6 separate regions of the Homo sapiens genome follow, and regions 2, 3, 4, 5 and 6 are each linked to region 1. The links are chromatin contacts, found by Hi-C or POLR2A ChIA-PET in ENCODE. All regions are on one chromosome and are shown on one strand. The core of a region is the stretch at or near the end of the contact, and the rest is flanking DNA. Distances in the headings are between cores, read along the strand shown. Region 1 holds the start of RICTOR (RPTOR independent companion of MTOR complex 2). Region 2 has its middle 150 kb from the start of LINC00604. Region 3 overlaps WDR70 (WD repeat domain 70). Region 4 holds the start of NUP155 (nucleoporin 155). Region 5 has its middle 190 kb from the start of PTGER4. Region 6 holds the start of GDNF (glial cell derived neurotrophic factor).

The links. Hi-C counts contacts between places; a loop is a spot of excess contacts on that map. ChIA-PET counts read pairs that join two places held with the same protein, here RNA polymerase II (POLR2A). Pooled maps may share reads with other maps.
Region 2: a loop to region 1 is called in a pooled map, with 4 times the contacts of the local background. The contact joins the enhancer-like site here to the promoter of RICTOR in region 1. A Hi-C loop is called at or near these places in 1 of 37 single-sample maps with no recorded cell type and 3 of 50 pooled maps. POLR2A ChIA-PET finds 5 or more read pairs at or near these places in 1 of 52 experiments (activated B cell).
Region 3: a pooled map shows a loop between it and region 1 (4-fold over the local background). The contact joins the enhancer-like site here to the promoter of RICTOR in region 1. A Hi-C loop is called at or near these places in 2 of 37 single-sample maps with no recorded cell type and 6 of 50 pooled maps.
Region 4: a loop to region 1 is called in a map of B cell, with 8 times the contacts of the local background. The contact joins the promoter of NUP155 here to the promoter of RICTOR in region 1. A Hi-C loop is called at or near these places in 2 of 168 maps with a recorded cell type or tissue (B cell and CD8-positive, alpha-beta T cell), 3 of 37 single-sample maps with no recorded cell type and 14 of 50 pooled maps. POLR2A ChIA-PET finds 5 or more read pairs at or near these places in 3 of 52 experiments (GM10248, T-cell and activated CD4-positive, alpha-beta T cell).
Region 5: a loop to region 1 is called in a map with no recorded cell type, with 14 times the contacts of the local background. The contact joins the enhancer-like site here to the promoter of RICTOR in region 1. A Hi-C loop is called at or near these places in 5 of 37 single-sample maps with no recorded cell type and 7 of 50 pooled maps.
Region 6: a map of sigmoid colon shows a loop between it and region 1 (6-fold over the local background). The contact joins the promoter of GDNF here to the promoter of RICTOR in region 1. A Hi-C loop is called at or near these places in 1 of 168 maps with a recorded cell type or tissue (sigmoid colon) and 3 of 50 pooled maps. POLR2A ChIA-PET finds 5 or more read pairs at or near these places in 1 of 52 experiments (A673).

What each region holds. Positions count from the first base shown.
Region 1 is chr5:39,072,968-39,075,825 of GRCh38, forward strand. It overlaps RICTOR (RPTOR independent companion of MTOR complex 2), which reads right to left and starts at 1,432. Exons shown (of 38, transcript NM_152756.5): 1 at 1,362-1,432; 2 at 1,144-1,191. The coding sequence starts at 1,410. RefSeq lists enhancers at 265-791, 1,318-1,844 and a silencer at 730-1,629.
Region 2 is chr5:40,384,307-40,387,006 of GRCh38, forward strand. No RefSeq gene overlaps it. Among named protein-coding and RNA genes, the nearest start is that of LINC00604, 150 kb to the left of the region's middle. Within about 2 kb of position 1,330, at least 7 of the 41 ENCODE cell types and tissues checked have a DNase peak (open chromatin) inside an H3K27ac peak, as active enhancers do.
Region 3 is chr5:37,720,428-37,723,127 of GRCh38, forward strand. It overlaps WDR70 (WD repeat domain 70), which reads left to right. Exons shown (of 18, transcript NM_018034.4): 14 at 688-788; 15 at 2,428-2,507. Among named protein-coding and RNA genes, the nearest start is that of GDNF-AS1, 120 kb to the right of the region's middle. Within about 2 kb of position 1,349, at least 3 of the 41 ENCODE cell types and tissues checked have a DNase peak (open chromatin) inside an H3K27ac peak, as active enhancers do.
Region 4 is chr5:37,369,811-37,372,580 of GRCh38, forward strand. NUP155 (nucleoporin 155) reads right to left here and starts at 1,296. Exons shown (of 35, transcript NM_153485.3): 1 at 1,011-1,296. The coding sequence starts at 1,167. RefSeq lists enhancers at 969-1,078, 1,199-1,288.
Region 5 is chr5:40,484,187-40,486,928 of GRCh38, forward strand. No RefSeq gene overlaps it. Among named protein-coding and RNA genes, the nearest start is that of PTGER4, 190 kb to the right of the region's middle. RefSeq lists an enhancer at 2,560-2,619. Within about 2 kb of position 1,370, at least 5 of the 41 ENCODE cell types and tissues checked have a DNase peak (open chromatin) inside an H3K27ac peak, as active enhancers do.
Region 6 is chr5:37,838,535-37,841,325 of GRCh38, forward strand. It overlaps GDNF (glial cell derived neurotrophic factor), which reads right to left and starts at 1,507. Exons shown (of 3, transcript NM_000514.4): 1 at 973-1,507. GDNF-AS1 (GDNF antisense RNA 1) reads left to right here and starts at 1,350. Exons shown (of 4, transcript NR_145476.1): 1 at 1,350-1,504. RefSeq lists an enhancer at 431-1,368.

The DNA of each region.
Region 1 (2,858 bases), core at 182-2,681:
ATCGTGATAAGCAAAATAAAACAAATTAGAAAATGCACTATGCTTTCACTCTAGCCGTTGTCAACAAGGAGCCCAGCTTTAACAAATTACTGTAGATAACAGTCATTACGTCAGGTACGACATAGGGTAAAAAACTGATCTCATACAGAATGTCTACAACAAGTTTTTTTGTTTACTTCCTAAGGTGTTTTATAGACCTCAGAAACTGATTCTGTACAGCTGAACCGGGTTACACTCCAAGCTACAGCCCGTGTGAAATATGACTTCGTCGGAATCAGTAGGCTCAATCCTGTTTACCGTGGAAGAGAAAAGAATCTTGTACGTAACTACTAAATCTTCAACGAGATAATGTCGAATAAACTCTAGTACTGTAAGTGATAGAGGAAACACTGGCTAGTAACGGGATTAGGTCATTAAAAATATCACCCGAGTTTCCCCAGTTCGGAAGGTGTAAACAAACCCATCTCCACTGCAGAAGGTAAACAATGAACCTGCAGCAGGGTGAGGGGGCGGTCTTTAGCCAACTACAGTCCCAGCGGCCCGGGAAAGGGAAGCAGAAGGGAAACAGCATAAACCAGACATTTAGCAGTAATGACCAGTTCTAGGTTTCACTACCAAGTTATCAATGCTGCGGGTCCCCACAGGACGGTGGGCAAAGGGGAAAGCAGTCACGCAGTCGGCAAGCACCGAGCAGGTCCGGCTTCTGCTCCGGGGACGGGGAGGGCAGGATGTGGTCGCTCTTCCCTCAAACATCCTCCTGCAACCTAAATAACAGCCTCTACCTCCCTCCAGCTGCCCCTAGCTTGGGCTGCCGGACTCCGGGATAGGTGCAAACCACTCTGCCGGAGCTCGAGCCCAGAGGGTCGCCGGGTCTGCCGAGTTCCACTCGGGGCTCCCCCGCACCCGCAGCAGCCCGAGGCCCGGAGAAGGGCTCGGGCGAGGGAAGCGGGCGCTGGGTAGGGGGATGGGTCCGGCGAGGCGGCCCCGGGCTCGGTTCCCGCGGGCCGGCAGGCGGGGCTCCGGCTCTGGCCCCCGCACCCCGCCGGTCCCGTGCGGGGCCCGCCCCTGCCTCTGGCCCCCAGCCCCGGACCCGGCTCCTCCCCAGCAGCGCGCCCTCGCGGCGCCCGCGGCGCCCCGCGTTACCTCGGGTCAGATCCAGCGGGACGTTCTCCTCGCCGCTGTCATTCCGCCCTGCGCGAAACAGACACACAGCCCCAATTAGGATTGGCTCGCAGGCCAGCTGCGGCTGCCCTGGCTCCGGCCAGCGCCCCGGCTCGCTCCCCAACCCAGGGCCAGGGGAAGGCAAGTGCCAGGGGTGGCGGGCGCCGGGCGGTGGGGAGTGAGGGTTGCAGCGGGCTTACCTCGTACTCGGAGGTTCTTCAGAGAGCGGCCGCGGCCGATCGCCGCCATATTGACGGGTTTCAGTCACAACACCGGAAACCTCGCCCAATCGCGCGAGAACCCCTTCCCCTCCCCGCGCGCCGCGCCCGCCCCCCGCGGCACCTCCCCCGCCCCCTCGGCGGCGACGGCGGCGGGTGGTGCAGGCTCGGCCCCAGCGCTGAGGGAGCACTGAGCCGACCCAAGGTCTGCAAGGAGTTCGCGGCACCCGCCCGCCCACGCCGGACCCGGAGGGCACGTCCGCCGGGAGGGGCAGTTCCCACGAGGAAAGTCCCATTGATGCGAGTTGGCAGTGTAGAGGATGCTCCCCTCCGGCCGCCGCGGAAGCCGTCGTCCAAATGCAGGCGAGCGGGGAGGAGGAGGCCGGGATGCGGCCGGCGGGCCACCTGCTCTCGCCGGCCTGCCAGTCTCCTGCTTGCTCTGAAGCCCTGCCATAGACGGCCCCGCTCCCCCGTGTATCCACTGAAACATTTTTTTATAAAAACGCTGCGCACAGTTTTAGACTCCTTTCCTGGAATCGCTTTGCTCCAACTAAGTTAACACGTAACAAAGTTTGTTTTCCAGCCTCGCCCTTGATCTTCAGAATGCCCCTCTCGGCTAGGAGGGCTTCTCCAAGTGGAAGTGGTTAGGCAGTTTTGTTTTTGGCCGCCAGGCGTAGGACGCGAGAAGGGGGTGCAGCGGCCGGGGACCAGGGCGGCGGTCCCCGCGGTGGGATCGCGCCAGCGCCGGGAGGCCGGGGAGAGGGTGTTCTCTGCCGGGAGCCGAGGCGAGGCTGCTGGGTACTGTGTCCGGCTTTTATGGCTCTGCAGCTCCTAGGATCGTGGCTCATGCAGGTGTTGTGGATTAATCTATTTTATGCATAAGCCTATTAACATTAGGGATTTTAATTCTAGAAACTGCTTAGTTAATACGTATGTGTACACACACACACACACACACACACACACACACACACACACACACACACACACACACACACACACACACCTGGCCACTGACCCAGCAGCTTTCTCTTGAACTACATTTACTTTAAAGAGAGGAGCGATTTGTCCTCTCCAGTTCCTCAGCTCATCTTTCTATTCCATGAGACTGAAAGTTAATTAAAAGTGGAGATCTAGCCTTAACCAGTTCTGTTTTCCCAGCTCCCAGTTAATGCAATATCTGGCACAAATAAGTATTCAATAAATATCTGTTGGATGAGTAAGTGCCCTGGATTTCTAATTTATTCCAATTCTCTGCTTACTTTAAAAAAGAAAAAAAAAGCAATATTGGGGATATTTGTTGAAGTTGTTAATAAGAGTGAACATTTGGAAACACTTAAATGACCAAAGGTAGGGATTATGTAAATTATGTCAACGATTAAAAGTGAAGAGGTAGACTTAGTAATAGGAAATAATGTTCATGATATTAAATCAAGCAAAATATTACAAATTTCCTGTTTTATAATAAAAGTTTAAATA
Region 2 (2,700 bases), core at 80-2,579, 1.3 Mb after region 1:
AACAACATTAAGTGAGGACTTACTGTATAGGGTTTCCTTTATTTTCATTTTCTATTTTGCCAACATAACCACCAGCCTTTGCTTTAGTACAGTACCTACTCTTGAAGCTACCCCATCAGTGTTCACTGATTAAATATGAGGAGAAGGGAGAGGTAGGCTGCTGCTCAGGGACTTTTCACACTAAGACAAGAAACCAGAGCAAAGGTGATTCCCCCTTGCGTGGCTAAACTATGGTTGCTGAAGCAAAAGGCATTGGAGCAGAAATATTTCCCTTCTAATCACTAGTAATGCCTCAGGCAATAATGGATGCTTCATAAGCAAAGGAATTCCCACTAAACCATCAGGAAGTCTAGTGTAATAGCCTATTTCCAACCTGCCAGATTCATTGAGTGAATTGGAGCAAATCTCATCTATACTTCTCACTTTCTGATATAATTTTATAGAGACTAAATAGTAATGTTCACCATAATGTTGGATGAGCCTCACTTGTGAAGCATTCACTCAGTATATACCTGGCATAATCTCCTCAGATTGGTACTTTTTCAGATTTAAGAGGGAAATAGCTTGAAATTGAGAACTAATAGCAAATTACATGCCCTTAAGATGATACACCCTTCAATGACAAAACACTGTAGCACACCTCCAGGTCTGAAGTTAACAAAGAGGGCTGTCACTTCATTCAGCTGAATCCCTCCTGCCCTCCCCCTGCATACACCCCAGGCAACCTTTGCCCTACTACAATCTAGCTCATTAATTTGGTCAATGCAATTGTTTCTCATTTAAATCTTCCTGTAAAACATAGAATAGTCACTTCACTATTACATTGTCCCCAATTTTTTCAAAAGCTTGCCGTGAAGGGAAGGAAGCTAAGTAAGAAAAAGGTCAATGAAGCCAGTTGCAAAGAAGATTATGAAATGTTGCTCATTTCTGCTTTTTTTTTTCTTTTGAACCTCTGAATTACTTCATCTTTCCATCTGTCTACAAAGTTGTGGGTGCACATTAAGATATACAGACAGAATTCACAAACCCTTTGGTAAATTCACTCTTAGCACTAAATATCAACGGAGGAGAAAAAAAAAACGTACTATGTTTCCCAAAAGAAGTATGGGGAGACTATTTTCTATGATTAAAAGCATAAGAAAAAAAATAAAACTGATCCAAGAGCCCAGAGACTATTTTTATATGTGAAAAATATATACTTTAGTCAGGATTTGTAACTTCAGTAACTCCCTTTGGAAACCAAATTTCCACCCTCTCACAGTGTTTGGTTATTTAGGACTGAGTCAATTTGAGCATGATGAGTTTGGAATGCCAGCTGGCTGCAGAAGTGTGAAGAAACCTGTGTGGTCACCAACACTTTAAACATCACTCACAGTTCTGAAGTAGGGCTATCCCAGGAGCACTTCCTGGATGCTGGTGATCCACAAACACCAGACTATTTCCACTCCTCAAAAGGAAAAAGAATGGGGCCCTACCTTGCCAGGAAGAGGAATCTGGCAAGCAGGCTGAGAACAAGCACCACACAAGGCAATTTTTGCCAAGTGAGTCACCCATACCCCCTGGGTACAGGTGAAGCTCAAGGAAAGGACCATTCAAACTTCCAGCCTGCAGGAGCTGCAAAATCAGCTCCTGAACTCCAGTATTCAACTCATCTAGAAACACATTTTTATTCAAATCTTTAAAGCCAAAGAAGGTATCTAACCATTGTCCCAGCCTTCTCTTCTTTTATAGTATCACTAATTCCATAGTTATGTAAGTGCCTTTTATGTGAATGCACTGTACTAGACCCTTGATAGAGAATGGTTAGCAGAAAAATTAAAAAAGCAACCAAGATTCTACATTCTTGATTCTCATGGGAAAAATAGAGAAGAACTGAGAAAAGTCCTAAGAAGAAAACACTAAGATAGACACTAACAGGGAAAGTTTTACTCAAGGTGGTCTTATGTTCTAATTTTAATGTGATCACTTGGGGATCCTGTTTTAAAAAAAAAAAAGAAACATAGATTCCAGTACTAAATGCAGATTTGATATGTCTTGGGGAGAGTCTGGGACTATGCATTTTTTACAGGCTCCCAGCTGCTGCTGCTGTTGCTGCTCCACAAACCACATTTTTTAATAACAAGCCTCTAGGGTTTCTCTACATCTGTGGTTGTAGTTCTCTAAGTGTGGTCACCAGACCAGCAGCTACAGTGTTACTGGGAAACTTCTTAGAAATGCAAATTCTCAAGCCTCACCCCAGACCTACCGAATCAAAAGCTGGAGAGGGGGACAGGGCGGCAAGGATGCCAACACTCTATATTTTAACAAACTCTCAAGGTGATTATGACGCCTGCTAAACCCCATTCATCCAATACTAGTCATGAGCCACATGTGGCAATTGAGCACTCAAAATGTGGCTAGTTTGAATTGAAATATGCTGTTAGGATAAATTATATGCTAGATTTCAAGGACTTGAAAAAAGAATATAAAAATCCCTTATTAATATTTTTTATATTAAGTGCATGTGGAAATACTATCTTGGATATAGGAATTAAATTATATTATTAAGATTAGTTTCACCTGTTTCATTTTGCTTATTTTAATGTGGCTACTAAAAATTTTTTAATTACATATGCTTGTAATGGTTAGCATTATGTTTCTACTGGGCAATGTTGCACTAACCTTTGAGAATTATTGCTATAGAGCAATGGTTTTCAAGTG
Region 3 (2,700 bases), core at 99-2,598, 1.4 Mb before region 1:
GAACTTGTGGTTCTTTTCAGCCCCAGAGCACCACTTATTTTCCTTACCAGTAATGAATTCATAGGATCATAACTTCCAGTGAACCTTCTCTTAAACAGCTTTTCATTTAGGTTAATGTCAAGTCTTTGTATTCTGTATCTCTGTTTTACTTCTGCTGTTGTCCTGCTGTTTTATCTCATAGATAGGGAGACATTATTAAATGCCTACAAATGTGCATTGTTTCTGAAAAAGCTTTATGAGATTTGGATCTTTGTGAACTAAAAACAATAACCACCTGGTCTCAATCTGCTGTCCAGAGGGACATATTGTATGTGTGTAAGAGCATGAAATTCGCTTCAGTGGTAAGTGTAACTGAGTTATGTGGATTTAGCATTCCATGATGCCAGCCTCACGTGGTAATGGACCTGGGAAACCTAATTTTGTGGTTTCAGGGCTGTCCAGAAAGGGAGATAATGTCAGGAAGAGAACATCTTTTTTATTTTTATGGAGTATCACCCAGATAATAAGTGATGGAATGGAATTTTACTTCAGGAACACAACTTTATGGTTTAAAAGAAAATGTCTGAAAGTTAGAGGTAAACCATCAGGATGATATTTGATATAGTAGACTAGCCATCAAAGTACCAGCAGGATTGTTTCCATTTTTATCTGGCCTCTTTAGTCAACCACTGCGCTTTTCCTTTGCAGAGTGTTGTTCGCTGCCTGTGGCATCCAAAGCTGAACCAGATCATGGTTGGAACTGGAAATGGATTGGCTAAAGTCTATTACGACCCCAACAAGAGTCAGAGGTATTTCATAAGTATTGCCTGTTTTAGATGGATGACAACAACTGGGGGGAGGGATTTCCCTCCCACCCCCGCTTTTATTTATTTCCCACTTTGATGGAGATCCACCCATTTAGAAAATGCAGCTGGAACAAAGTAAAGCCTCAAACTCCTGGTATTGTGCTTTAAAAAGGATTTGAATATTGCCCTTGATCCACACTGAATTCAAAGCGAAAGTTTCCTGGGAATTTGCAGTTGTTTAGCTGAAATGTTGAGTGCAAGGGGGAAAAACGTTCTGCCCACTTTGCATACCACCCTGGACAGAGGCATTAGCAGTGATACATGTAAGAGATTTAACAAAGCAGGGAACTAACCACTTACAGGAAATGGAATCAGCTTGTCCATTTTGCTTCTTTCTTTTTTGGCTTCTAGCAGTTTGGATGTTTGGCAAGATTATTCTCTGTCCGCAGAAAGGGACAGCACAGATACGTTTCCCCTCCACCCCCATGCCCACCCAAGTTTCAAACTTAAGCATACCACTGTATTTCAAAAGTCTGAAAACGTAACTAGAGGTTCAGTCATTTCCTCAGTTATTTCCGTTTTGCTTAGGCACAAAGATGGATATGTGTCATCACCCAGAAAAGATGGTTTTGTTTCTCTCTCTTAAAGTACAGTGACTGATAAGCTTTCTTTAGAGTAAGACTTGGTTAACTAGCATTAAAATTCACATGTGAAATTTACTGGGGTCCCATATAAACCTGTTTTAAGGTCCCACATCCTTTGAGGAAAGGAAAGCCAGCCTCTATTAATGAATATTCATTGGCCATAATTTTGCTCTGAATAGAAGCAGACAGCCCCATCTTCCTTCAGAGCTTCCTGGACTAGAGTTGGAATCCTGGCCTTATACAATAAAGTATATTTATGGTATTTGAAAACAAATAGGATTTTATTTGTTTTTTAAAAAAGAAATTAAAAATGCTAATGTACTTAGGATGGGAGTCTGTTTCACTTGAGAAAATGATGAGCCTCATTTGATAGCACCCATTTAGAAGGCACTTTCTGTGGAAGCTTTGCTTTAAGAAATTTACTTATTTGTATTTGCTTCTCTTGAAAAGGATAACTCTGTACTACTAAGGAGAAGTGCAATGTTCTAAGCACATTTTTGGTTAATCCCACACATTCTTGGGCCATAGCCCCTCGGCAACACTGCCAAGCCAACTCAGTTCCAGACACTTGTACTCTTGTATTTGAAAAGTGGACATATGCCATTTGGGGTGTAGACCACCCAGGTTGCTTTAGTCTGAGACATAAACTAAAATTTTAACCCTGTGACCTTTAGAGTGAAAAGGTTGGGTAATTTTATTATTTAAGATCTTAAAATTTCACATTATTCCTATAGGTTTTGTAAACTTGTGTCCTGTTGCCCTGTTACCTCTCCAACCCTCTTGCTTGTTAATAACCACTGACTGACAGACTTGCTTTTCCATAAGTTTAAGCTTTTATCACTGAGAGCCCATCTGTTGCCATCCCTCAGAAAGTCAAGTACTTGTGTAGATGGAGTGCATGCACAGAGTATGTTCCTGAAAGTATCTCATGTTTTCAACATGAAATTTTCTGTTTCTAAGACCAAGTAAAGAAAATAATTTGCTTTTACACCCGTTAGGGGAGCAAAATTATGTGTGGTTAAAACCCAGCGGAAGGCAAAACAAGCTGAGACTCTAACTCAGGACTACATCATCACCCGTAAGTCGTTAACATGCCTCTCAATCATGCATCTCTCTTCTACTCTCATGTGGTTTTGATTGCATAGCTTTAGAGACAGAGAAAGCCCTCAGAATTCAGGCATATATTACAAAATTGCCCATTCATGTGGATAGGACTACGAGTCATGTAACAGCTAACCTCTGTGGCTTCTGTGACTCATCACAGGGACAGG
Region 4 (2,770 bases), core at 46-2,545, 1.7 Mb before region 1:
TTACACTTCGCTGGTTTTCTCCAAATTCCATCTCACAAAGGGGTCACTTTTTCTAGCAACTGATGTAATTCCATAAGCCGTGGGGAGCTGGTTATAACTTAAAACTGTTAAACAAATTACTTTCCAGTCACCTATATTGTCAACACATATTCTGCCTTACTCTCCCTGTACATAAGCACTGTGATTTCCCTGTTCTCTTTCTTTATTCCACTGGTAGTTCTTTTAAGATCCTCCAGCATTTCATAACACACATCTCTACACATAATAAAGCGTTTCTTGGCCGGGTGCAGTGGCTTGCGCCTGTAATCCCAGCACTTTGGGAGGCCGAGGCGGGCGGATCACTTGAGGTCAGAGTTCGTGACCAGCCAGGCCAATATGGTGAAACCCCGTCTCTACTTAAAAAACACAAAAATTAGCCGGGCTTGGTGGCAGGCGCCTGTAATCTCAGCTACTTGGGAGTCTGAGGCAGAAGAATCGCTTGAACCCAGGAGGCGGAGGTTGCAATGAGCCGAGATCGCGCCATTGCACTTCAGCCTGGGCGAAGAGGGAACCGCTCCGTCTCAATAAATAAACAAATAAATATAAAGCAAAGCGTATCTTTAAGATAACATGCTAAATTTCCAAATTAACTTCGTTTGCTCTTACGATCTACTCAAACACTAACAGGAGAAATGAACAAATTTGGGACTTGGATCTGGAGATGCTTCTCATATGGCCTTAGCCATAAGCACTTGAGAGCGGCGAGAAGCTCATTAAGGTTGAGGTCTTTGCCTCTTTCTGCTTCAACTGGGAGCTTGCTCTTCACTCTTGCCCTCTCAAGTATCTACAATGAAGAAAGTGAGGAAAGGAAAAAACCTGAAAAGAAGCTGCTTGCTGTTCTCCAAAAATGCAGCCAACAGTGCCATAAATCTCAGCATATCCTCGCCGGGACCAACGCTGGGGATAAGTAGCAAATTAGGAAGTCAGGCGAGAGTCCTTTAGGTTGAGAAAGCAGGGTCACTATCACTCACTTGGGGCAGACACCATAAGCAGCTCGGAAAGGTCCGGGTACATGCGGTCCTCTTGCAACTGACGGTCGATGAGCCGTCCAGCATTTTCCAGAGCTTCCTGCAGGGCTGCGGCAGATGTAGAGGCCGGCATCGCCGCGCCCAACAAAGAAGACGGCATCTCGGAAATCGTAGACACCAGGGTCCAGAAAAAGTCAAAAACCAAGGAGAAACAAGAAAAGATCCAAGAAGTTAGCTTAGATCCGCCGCCTAGGGCGCGCGCGCCAAACGAGCGCCTTGGCGCCTCGACATGACGCACTTCCGCTTCATCCGGTGGGGAACTGGAAGACGCCGTTCTGGCCTGGGAAGAGGAAGCTGTTGGGAGGGGGCTAGAGGTTGTGGGTGGAGCTAGGAGGCTGCTGATGCTTTCGAGGGGGTTGAGGGTTTTGGGGTGTGGCAGGGTAAAATTAGGGTAGGTTATTTAGGGAAGGGAGGGAGGGAAAGGAAGGGAAGGATAAAGGGGAGGGAACAGGGAAGGAGAGGGGCGGGATGGGGTTGGATAGGGTGAGGAGGAAGGAGGGAGGAGGGATACGGTAGGTGGGAGCTAGGTCGTGTGTCTGGCCTAGGAGGTTGGTCAGGTTCCGTTGGTTTAAGCGCGTGCTCGACCTGAGTCTTGGAACTTCCCGCGTCGGTATCCGCTAACTGCAGCTATATGAGTTCGCGCATGAGCGCGCAGTTTGGTTCTCCAAGTAACTGCTTTTGTGAGAGTAGTTAAGAATTGGTAGGTCGCTGTCACAGAGAGGGATATAAACCAGTATCTCACTATATTCTTCGCGGGCTTCAGTGTAAATTAGAATTCATCAGGCTTTTCCATTTGCGTGTCGCTGTCTTTTGACTTTGTTGCCCCTTAGTATAAAATACGTGTTTAAGAAGAAGCTGAGTGCAGGTGGACCGCTGCCGTGCTTTTTATCGTGGCAGAGATAGCAGACAGTTCTAATTCATCTTTCCATTCCCAGCGCTAGTATAGGAACTCGTATGAGATAGGAACCCAAGAGTTCATACAATCCTAAGAAACTGAATACTTGCCTTGTGCCTGGTGCTGGGACTATCAAACTAACACAGTGTTTCCTGTCCTTAAGGTGCTTCAAGCAGAGACAAAGGGCTTCATTATAATTTTTCTATTTGGATAGGTATAAACTATAGCAGGATAGGAGAAAGCAGAGAGGTAAAAGAGGCTTCATTTACTACAGAAGGCAACCTGAGTGGGTAAATCAAAGCACTTTTTAGAAAGCTGCTCTTATTTAGAATCTCACCTAAGAAAGCTTCCAGTTATGTTCTTCAGAATTTCACAAATCAATAACTGAATTACTCTAAATTGGTCTTTTGCTATTTGAATTACATTTTTACTCCCTCAAAGACTTGACTACATTTCTGAAAATTGAAAGTTCTTTGATGTTACCAATCTACACTTAAAATTTGACATAGCCAATATACCAAGAAAAACTGGATTTTTTATCATTGGTATATAGATAGGCAGTTGGGTCTCTAGCTGTGAGTTTACTTTATTTGGTAGACCATAGATTGAAAAGTGGTGGTCTGGCACCGAGTTTGTTTTTAATTTGAGACAAAATACACAAAGTTTTCAACTCCATAAATTGGAAGATTCAACAACGTTGCTGTGATATTCCTGCATAGAAGTAAAGCTCCCCAAAGTGTAATCTAACTAACTTAATTCATTGGCATATTGCCTATGCTTTCCCACTACAACTGCTAAACCGAGTAAT
Region 5 (2,742 bases), core at 120-2,619, 1.4 Mb after region 1:
GAGGAAATAATCTAAGTGAACAAAAATATGTGCCAAAATTTGAACACTGACTATATAAAATAATAATAGTAATGGGAGGGAATGATAAAAATCAGGCTAGTGATAAAATACTGGACAGTAATTATGTATAAACCAGGAGGCTGTGATTGGTAATTTGTGCTTAATTTTTGTAAAGTCTTTGCAATGTTATGAAAGAATATCTGAGGTCCAATTTTACTTGGCAATACATGGATATATAGAAGCTTTGCTTGATAGAGCAGCCCCTCAGATATAGTGAAGAAATCCTACAGATCAAAAAATATATATACCACAAACTGTAATGCTTACCAAAACAGGAAAAAAAGACAGATTATGGCAGGGGATTTTAAAGTCAGGAGAAAACTAATAACTTCCCTTTTTAAAGTTCACCTAATTGAAAGATGAAACAACAAAACGAAAACGCTTTTCTTGAGTTCACCCAACTCCTCAAAAGTGAAGTAGTAACCACCATCCCAGATCAGAGAACTGACATCATAAACCTTCAAGCCAACTCAGGTTTCATCTACCCTGCCCTACAGAATTAGACATGTGTGTGTGGATGGTGATGGTTCCTTACATAGTTTTTATCTCCCAACATTCACCAAAACTGTGTGAATCTCTCTGAAGAGGCACTAGAAACCTCTTGTGAACTAGTATTTCTCAAATTGGGATGTGAGAGATTGCAGTTTCCTCGGGAAGTAGACATCCAAACTGAGATGCTCTGGCTTTACCAACTATCAAAGTTGATACAAATGATTTTTTTTATACAGACCCCTCGAACGACCAAATAAATCATCTGCTCTCTCAACCAGAAACAAATAATCTAAGTGAACAAAAATACCTGGTTGAAATAAGTTTAGTGCAGGGTTATATTCTGCACCTTAAAATTGTGTTTCTGAGAGATATTCCTCATTGATTCATAAATTCGTCAACTTTGTACTGTTCAGGGTATCTGGATTAAGCATAAGCTTTGGAGTCAGACAGCCTGAATTTCAAAATCAGCCTCATAACTTACGTAACTATTTCTTAGCCCCACTTAGCCTCGGTTTCATCATCTATAAAGTAGCAATAATAACACCTGTCACACACAGCTATTTTAGAAATAAGTAAGATTTCAGAAATCGATTTCAGAAAGAGCTGGCACCAAGGAAGCAATCAATCAGTGTCAGCTATGAGTATTGATAACACTAATGGAGGCTGCATCTGTGTGACTAATCTGTACCAGGGGTTTAAATATCACTAACATTGGACTTTGGAATGCATAGACACATAAAATGTTGGAGTTTGCGGAGGCTTAAAGTTCACCCGTTCCAATTCTCATTTTCTGTGAGGATTTGAAACCCAGACAGACTCAGGAACTCGTACAAAGTCACACAGCCAGTATAAGGAACTGAAATCTGACCCTCAGCCACTGAGCACCAATAACACTATTTCTTCTGTGTCACAGCTCATGTGTCTTCTTTTTTAATCTTACCAGCAAATAATTTGTGAGGTTAATAAAAATTAAAATTGAAATACTTTTCATTGAGCACACCCCAGTGAAACGGAAGGAACAAGGGAACATGGGGTCTGGCCAAAGAGAAACCAAGTTTGAGGAAGAACGTGTTTGGCCTTCCTAAATATAGTTCACCATAATGCCAAGCAAAGGAAAACAAAGAGGCAAAAGATTATAGGCTCATTCTGATATCTCGTAGGCCTATTTATTAAGTACATGATCAATTTCATGGACAAATAATCTTATGTTTTTAGCAATTGTATTTTCTGGCCAAAAATTCTGGAAACTTGTGCTGACAATGAGATGAAATATTTTAAATGCCTATTATCTTTAAAAATTCAGGTTACAAAATTTAATCTACCAACCATTTCTATCACTGTATCTTGTTTTGACCCCACCCCCATTCCCCATTGGAGAGATATTTCTGAAAAGTGATTTATGGGAGCTGGCCTTATTTCCATTGCTTTAACTACCTTGGAGCCCTATCTTCTTTGTATTCTCTAAAATGACTGCCCTTTCTGCACAGTCACTAAATACCTATTGAGTAGCCCATGGTGTCCTTCTGATGACCATCTGATGGGAAAACTTGGACATTTGTGCTCATTATGAACCATCTGCCCTTGAGTCCAAATTTAGAATATACTAATTTTTAAATTGTATTTTTCAACCCCTATAGCTGGTGTAGGTTGAATTCAGCAAAGAATTTTTCTATTCTGTCTTTGGGGACCCTCCAGCATCTTCTCATTCACATCTGAAAGGACGTCTCCCAGTCCACAGTGCCTGTGATTGCCACATTCTGGTGAGAGCTATATGGCAGATTCAAAAATCATTGCGCAGCCTGTCAGCTGATTGGGGTGAATGATCAATGTAACCGGAACTAAAGTTGTATGACATCATCTTTGCCACAGCTTCACGTGACAAAGCTCACTTCAAAAGTGCTTCTTTCTCAGACAAAGCCCTTTAGTCAGAAAAGCCACAAGTAACAGTTAAAATCACCTGGTCCAACCATATGGAAAGACTCACCAAGGTTCATAAAAATGAAACCACCCAAAGTATATGAGGTCTTCTGAGTCCTAATCCAGGGCTTTGACATGGCATCACCAATGCATCACATCCCACATGGCTCTCACTTCTTCCCTGGCACCTCTGCAAAGTTCCAGGGGATTTCCTGCCTCTCACTCTTCTCTCCTCATTCTCTGGACTCACCCTGATCTCATTTATGTATGCTT
Region 6 (2,791 bases), core at 257-2,756, 1.2 Mb before region 1:
CGAGCTCTGGGATGGGTAAGCCCCCCGGGGGCGCGCACATGGGTCCTGGCGGCGGATTCTACCAAAGCCGAAACTAGCTGGGCCCCAGGAAGCTGGCGGGAACCCGCGAAAGTCCGTTTCCAGCCCGAAGAGGGTTCGTTTTTCTTCGTTGGGGCAGGAAACAAACCACCAGTGCGGAATTAGCCTCGAGGTGGTGTAAAGTAGTGGCAGTGGTGGTGGGGTGTTTTTGGAAGGCGGCACAGAGTACAGGAGAAAAAGGGGTCATTAAAATAATAACCTCAATGGCCTAGTGGAGTCTCAAGAATACGTTCGAGACAGAGATTTGAATCCAGGACTGGCAAGAAAGCCCCTCTCCTAACCTCGACGGGGATGGTTAGTTGGGGTGGAGGGCGTTAGGAACGTGCAGGCAACCGGGTGAGGAATGTAGCTTTGCCAGACCTCGCCCGGAGGAGGTGAGCCCTCCATTTTTAGGTTCTCAGCACCTTTGCAGCAGCCCCTCCCCCGGCCTGCGCTTTTCCTTGGCACAGATCAAAACAAGCTCAATAGTAAGTTGCACTCTTGGCAATGATAGTATCTCTGCACGTCCAGAGAGGACACATTTCGACGGCGGTGGGTTCGAAGATGACCCAAGCCCTGAATCGTTCTGTGACTTGACGGAAGAGCACCTGGCCGAGTCGGGGAAGGAAACTGCCCCTCTTGGGCATTCCGGGTCCAGGCGCATCTGGGGCTCCACAGATCTTTGCCCACGTGGAAAAGGCAACATGCCCCTCCGAAAGGCCGGCCTCTCTCCGGTTCTACTTTTCTCTCTCCTCGCATAGCTTAGGTTCCCTCTAGTCTTTCCACTTTCTACTCTCACCGTTTGCTCTGGGGTCCAGACGCACCCCTCTGACTAGGGCGCCCTTCAGCCGGCCGCACCCACCCGCGACGCAGGCACCACCCGCTCCCTGCTCCCCGGCCCGCTCCCTCACTTACCTCGGATCGGGTCTCCGCAGACCCTAGGTTGGACATTAACTCCAGGTGCCCCAAGTCCCAGCCAGGAGACCCATCCGGGCTGATGGCTGGAGCGCGGAGCCCCGCCCAACAGGTCAGGGGCAAGAGTTCGCAATCCTGGGGTCGCGCGGGGCAGCAAGGGCGCGCTGGAGGCGGCGGCCAAGACTCCCGCCGCCGCCGCCGCCAACAGGGCGAGGGCTGCCGGCAACTCTCCCGCCGGGCCCCCGCACCCCCAGAAGCCGAGGTCCGAGCAGCCGCCGCTGCTTTGGGTGGGGGGCTGACAGGGCTGCGCGCGTCGCGCTCTTGGCTGGGGCTGCGCGGGCCCGGGGCGCTGCGGGCGGCTCAGCGGCAGCTGCCGCGCTCTGCGCCTCCTCTGGGCGCACTGCCTGGGAGCACGAGACTGGTTTGTCTGATGCTGCTGCCGGAGCTGAGGTCTTGCCTGGAGATCCGAACGAGACACCACGTCAACCGGCGCGGGGAGTCCCGTGAAGACATGAGGGCGCCAGGAGCGCAGGCTGGTCTTCTAGAGCCCGGGCTGGGGGTCCGGGGTCCGGGGTGGGGGAGGGGAGGCGCGGGGCCCCGGGAGGGAGGGGTCGGGAGGCGTCGGCTGGGCCTGGCGGTGGGGGAGGAGAGGAGAGCAGCGAGGAGGCCCTGGAGTTCCCGAGGCGGGGGGCCGGGGTGCGAGTGGGCGACGCGAGGCGCCCCTCCCTGGGCTGCAGGGAGAGCGCTGAGAGCGCGGAGACGCCGCGGGGCTAGCGCCTTCTCCTCTCCGGGTGGATCAAAAATCGAGAGGAATGTGCGGCGCTCTGCGCGGGCCAGCCGAAAGGGGCAATCCGAACTTGACCGCGGCGCCCGCGCCGGGCTTTGCCCCCGCGCGCCGCACTGGGAGGGTGGCGCTCTGCCGGTGCAGGGCAGCGCCGGGCTTTCCTCGCGCCTGTCGAAGGCCGGCCTTCCCGCTCGGGTGTCTCGCCCTCTCGCTTCTCCGCAGGGCAGGAGGCAGTGGCGAGAAAAGGAGCTGCCGGCCGGAGTTCTAGCACCGAGAAGGAGAGGTGCGGAGCGGCCGGGTGAGGGAAGCCGAGTATTTGCCAGGGGACGCTGCGAGTGGGGATGAATTTATAGGGCTCTCACTCCGTGACGTGCCCTCCAGTGGCTTTTCTGATTCGCTTTCTGACCTAAACACACATTAGTTTAGTCCCCATGCTAAGGCCAACACGGTCTCCAAATATCTGCTGGCTGAAGTCAGAGGCTTTGCATATCATGTATTACATGGCAGGCAATGAAGAAGGCTTCTGAGGCTGGCCGGCTCCTCAGTCCTAGGCTCCATTTTCATGCTGTTGTAATCTAATACCAGACATGGGGCAGGCACATACATTCAAAATCCCAATTCCAGAGGCGTAAGATCACTTTATCAGGAACGGGTTAGGGGAGGTTGAGCTAAACCTGCTTTTATCCAGATTTTCGAAAATGCAGATGGGAAACTTCAGCAAGCGCCCACTTGGATGCTGAGTTTCCAGCGATCAGGGGCCCGGCCCCCATTCCAGAGCTCTGTGGATGGGAGAGGTGAGACCTTCTGGGCATTCCTTTTGTTGGTTAGTTCACCACCAGAAGCTGCCTGAGCCTTCTTTTGTAGAGGACAGGAGGAGGGCAAGTCCTTACACACCCTGTGCATGGCTATAACCATAAATACATTTCATTCACATGGGGCATGGAATTGGCTGTACCTCTAAAATAATGTACTAAATAGGGCATGTCTTTGCTAAGCAGAAACCTGTTTTCCGGAAGCCATTGGACCTGAATTCAG